Regions from separate parts of the Homo sapiens genome. Here region 2 is linked to region 1. A link is an interaction called in ENCODE POLR2A ChIA-PET data of the cell type or tissue named here. Cell type or tissue: OCI-LY7. All regions are shown on one strand.

Region 1 (2,500 bases):
TGAGCCAAGATCGCGCCATTGCACTCCAGTCTGGGCGACAGAGCGAGACTTGGCCTCAAAAAAAAAAAAAAAGAGGGAAATAAAAGAGAATTACATTCTCTTCCACCATGGAAGTTATTCTTTTTTTCTTTTAATTGTTTATTTTTATTGAGGTCAAATATACATATAAAACTTATTATCTTTACCACGTTTAAGTGTACAGTTCAGTCATAATAAACATTTATATTCTTTTTCCTTCATACCCCTGGAGTTATTCTTGATTCCTCTCTTTCTCACATTCCCATACCCATTCTATTAGGAAATCCCTTTGGCTCTACCATAAGTGTATCTAAAATCCAGCCACTACTACCAGTGCTACCAACATTATCATCTCATCTGAATTACTGTAAAAACCTCCTAACAGTTTGCCTTTGTAGAATCTAGAGTCCATTGTCAATACAGAAGCTAGAGTAATCCTTTTAAAACAACTCAGAATCTGTGATTCCTCTGCTGAAAACATTCTCTGGTGGCTGCTCATTTCACTGACTAAAAGTCCTTCTCTCCCCCTCATTCATTCCTGCCACACTGACCCTTGCTCAAGCTGTTTCCACTGCCTAAAACCCATTTCTATACTTGGTTCATCCCCTCACCTCCTTCAAATCTTTGCTCAAATAGCACCTTCTCAGTGAGGTCTACTAAAACCTGCCACTCCTCCCACCCCCTGCCACTGGTATATTCTAAGTACCCTAGAAGAGTGCCTGGCAAGAGACAGTACACTATAAATATTTGTTGAGTGAATGAACAAACCAAAATTGCCCTTCTTCCCCTTCTCAAATATATACACTGGTGGGTGGAGGGAATACATACATAGCATAATAGCTTTTATGTGGAGTTTTTCATGTTATATAACTTGTTACTTGTATCAATCCTCATTCTTTTTACAAAGGAGGAAACAGGCCCAGAGAACTTGAATAGTTTGCACAAGCTCACACACAATTTCTAAATGATAGAGCTGGCACTTAAACCCAGGGTTTCTGACTCTAAATCCCAGACCCGTCTCTCATCATCAAAGTAAGGGGAGAAGAGGTAATAAAAGGCAGGCAGAAAAAAATACTTTGGAGTTGTTTTACTTCCCCTTTATAGGTTGAGAATAAAACTGAAAATGAACTTCTAAGAAGGGTTAGGGTGCCACTCTCTACTTCCTTCTCCTTAATTTCTAAAGGGAGAAAACGTCTCATTTTTTTCTTGGGCCAAGACAGAAGCATCTATAGACCTTTATTTACTTTTTGTGTTTTGTTTTGTGATTTTTGTCAGTTATGTATGCACATGGTTTACAAAATCAAGTACTTCTATTCGGCTTTTAAAAAATCTGCTACCAGGCTGGGCCGGTGGTTCACACCTGTAACTCTAGCACTTTGAGAGGCTGAGGCGAGCAGATAACTTGAGGTCAGGAGTTCAAGACCAGCCTGGCCAACATGGTAAAACTCTGTCTCTACCAAAAAATACAAAAACAGCCGGGCACGGTGGCACATGCCTACAGTCCCAGCTACTCAGGAGGCTGAGGCAGGAGAATTGCTTGAACCCGGTAGGTGGAGGTTGCAGTGGGTCAAGATCACGCCACTGCACTCCAGCCTGGGCGACAGAGTGAGACCCTGTCTAAAAAAAATTCTGCTACCCTTCCCCCTCATTTTTTGCTACCCAGAAGCAACTACTTTCTTTCTTTCTTTTGTTGAGACAAGTCTAGCTCTCTTGCCCAGGCTGGAGTGCAGTGGCTAGTCTCAGCTCACTGCAATTTCTGCCTCCCGGTTTCAAGTGATTCTCCCACCTCAGCTTCCCGGGTAGCTGGGATTATAGGCGCATACCACCACACTTGTCTAATTTTTGTGTTTTTTAGTAGAGACGGGGTTTTGCCATGTTGGCCAGGCTGGTCACGAACTCCTGACCTCAAGTGATCCACCCGCCTTGGCCTCCCAAAATGCTGGGATTACAAGCATGAGCTACCACACCCAGACCCAGAAGCAACCACTTTCTTTTAGCTAAAGCTTTTTTTTTTTTTTTTGAGACAGAGTCTCGCTCTGTCATCCAGGCTGGAGTGCAGTGGCATGATCTCGGCTCACTGCAGCCTCCGCCTCCCGGGTTCAAGCGATTCTCCTGCCTCACCCTCCCGAGTAGCTGGGATTACAGGTGTGTGCCACCACGCCTGGCTAATTTTTTGTATTTTTAGTAGAGACGGGGTTTCACCATGTTAGCCAGGTTGGTCTCGATCTCCTGACCTCGTGATCTGCCCGCCTCAGCCTCCCAAAGTGCTGAGATTACAGTCGTGAGCCACTGCGCCCAGCCCTGTTCAGATTATTTAGAGAGAAATCTTCTAGCTTCCTGCCTGAGTTGGTAGTGGAAGAGTACAGAAGTGGGTGGAAAGGGCTGGGTCTTAACATTCCACATATAAATGTCTAATTATTCCCCTAATATCAATTTGTAATATCAATACAACACACTCTTCAATTGTACTTGTTGTCCAAGT
Region 2 (2,500 bases), 620 kb before region 1:
AGGCTGAGGCAGGAGAATCGCTTGAACCCGGGAGGCGGAGGTTATAGTGAGCCGAGACCGCACCATTGCACTCCAGCCTGGGCAACAAGAGCGAAACTCCGTCTCAAAATTAAACAACAACAACAAAAAAGGACAATCTATGATATGTTGTAAAATCATTCGGACTTTTGGATTACTGTTATTTTGTTTCAGCAGCAGTGGGACAGAGAGAAGCTATGCCATATCCTTCCCTTAGACTATGCTCAAAGATATTATGTTATACTGGCTTTTCTGATGATATTTACTTTTTGTTTTTATAGTTGTTGCATTGATGTTACTCATTTAGGAAAGGTGAAAGAGAAATCCCTATGAGAAGCACAATGTTAAATCAAGATTCATTTTAGTTATAAATATGACCTGGATATTTGGAGATATCTTGAAATTCTCTGTTTTGGGGGTTTGGGTTGTGGGGGATTGGCTTGTTTTGTTTGGGAGTATTTCTTCTCATTGCCTGTCTTCTTATCTTACTACAGACTATAGGCTTGGAAGAAGAATGACAAAACCTAAGCACAAGGCAGTTATCTTGAATGATATTTCTTACCTTTTCTGTTTTGCAGGACATCAGAACTGATGTTTCTTTTTTGTTTTCGTTCTATTTTTTTCTGCATCCTGTCTTTCATGAAAATATTTTTCTCTCCCTTGATATCACTGCTTTTTTCTTTTTGATATATGAATACACAGCTACTCCTGTGTTCTTTACTTCTTTAAACAGTTAACCCTTTTATGTTACTGTAGGCAGAAAAAGGGTAGCTGTTAATCATTTAGGCACTGAAGAGGGTAAAACTTTGTTTGCCTGCCCTAGTTTGTTGGGTGTCTCTGAGTTTGTGTGTGTATCTTAAAAAAAAAAAAAAAAAAAAAAAAAAAAAAGTAATGGTATATATTTGGTTCCCATTCTTGGAGTAATGATGAAATATTTTTATATTTTGAACCAGAACAAATTTTGGTCTTCTGTTGCTGCTTCTAATCAGTTCTACTGGCCCAGAAACTGGCATATCACTGCTCAGTGATTTCTTTTATTATCATTCCATTCATTCCCCTGTAACAGTGGCTCTCGGTTGCATAAATCCCATATTTCTCAGCAGCTTATATCATCTTTGCTCACTGACTGCTGTCCTGACATTAGCTTGTTTCTTTGGACTGTGTCAACTAAGTCAAACTAGACTAAATTTACTATTTTTCCCTTGTGCTTTTTCTCCCTTCTTAGTTATCTTGCCCTCTGTATTAGTCCATTTTCACACTGCTATAAACATACTACCTGAGACTGGGTAATTTATCAAAGAAAGAGGTTTATTTTATTTTATTTTTCTTTTGAGATGGAGTTTCGCTCTTGTTGCCCAGGCTGGAGTGCAATGGCGCGATCTTGGCTCACCGCAACCTCCACCTCCCGGGTTCAAGCAATTCTCCTGCCTCAGCCTCCCGAGTAGCTGGGATTACAGGCATGCACCACCATGCCTGGCTAATTTTGTATTTTTAGTAGAGATGGGGTTTTTCCATGTTGGTCAGGCTGGTCTTGAACTCCCGACCTCAGGTGATCCACCCCGCCCCCCCCCCCCGGGCCTCCCAAAGTGCTGTGATTAGAGGCATGAGCCACTGTGCCCAGTAAGGTTTAATTGGCTCACAGGAAGTTCCGCGTGCCTGGGGAGGCCTCAGGAAACTTACTGTCATGGTGGAAAGGGAAGCAGGCATGTATGTCTTCGCGAGTGCAAGCAGGGGAAATTCCAGACGCTTATGTATTAAAACCATCAGATCTTGTGAGAACTCACTCACTAGCATGAGAACAGCGGGGGGAACCGCCCCCGTGATCCAATAAGCCTCCCTCCCTCACACATGTGGGGATTATAATTCAAGATGAGATTTGGGTGGGGACACAGAGCCAAACCATAGCACCCTCTCTTTGCTATTACTCCTTGAAAAAGCCAGTTGAAAATTAACATTTTTTAGGAAACTTTCTATGATTTAGGCTATCAAATTCTTATTAATTTATATGTGCTATTTTGTATTTATTTAACCTTCTGTTTTGAAGGTGCTTATAATTTAAAGCATAGTCCCTGCACTCAAAGAGTTATCTTAGGAGAAACTAAGAAATGAATTGACTTCTTTTTCTTTTATTACTTTGAATTTCTGTTGCTTTTAAATTTCATATATATATTTTTAAATTCCAGATTTCAATAGTAAGGGCAACAGCAAGGATCTTGTTTCCCGTGAAATCTTACGAACTGTTCCTACTGCCCTCATCCATCTTACCATGGGGCAGACTTGTTGGATGATAGGGTAATAGTGTAGGAAAGAGGGATCTTAGGTGTTGGGGATTTTCTGTTTTGTGCCTTTTCGAATGGTAAAAATTCTAAGTATTTATAGTCTTACTTGAAATTACATTTTGGAGACTAAAATGACACAAACTACAAATTGAATGTACAAAAAAAGACATGCTAGATTTCTGAAATAGCCATCCAAGTTTTCG

The links. Peaks named below come from ENCODE experiments on the same cell type or tissue, not always from the same donor. Only the 100,000 strongest peaks of a DNase experiment are listed, where the experiment ranks them.
Region 2: POLR2A ChIA-PET joins it to region 1 with 6 read pairs; 2 of 35 experiments call an interaction of 5 or more read pairs at or near these places.

Annotation. Positions count from the first base shown.
Region 1 is chr12:56,748,165-56,750,664 of GRCh38, reverse strand. The region is part of intron 2 of PRIM1 (DNA primase subunit 1); the gene reads left to right. Among named protein-coding and RNA genes, the nearest start is that of PRIM1, 2.9 kb to the left of the region's middle. In OCI-LY7, no CTCF peak of the experiment used is centred here; DNase peaks (open chromatin) are centred at 684 and 1,124; H3K4me3 peaks cover 1,667 bases; H3K27ac peaks cover 1,789 bases.
Region 2 is chr12:57,369,490-57,371,989 of GRCh38, reverse strand. All of the region lies in intron 2 of R3HDM2 (R3H domain containing 2), which reads left to right. Among named protein-coding and RNA genes, the nearest start is that of R3HDM2, 60 kb to the left of the region's middle. In OCI-LY7, no CTCF peak of the experiment used is centred here; no DNase peak of the experiment used is centred here.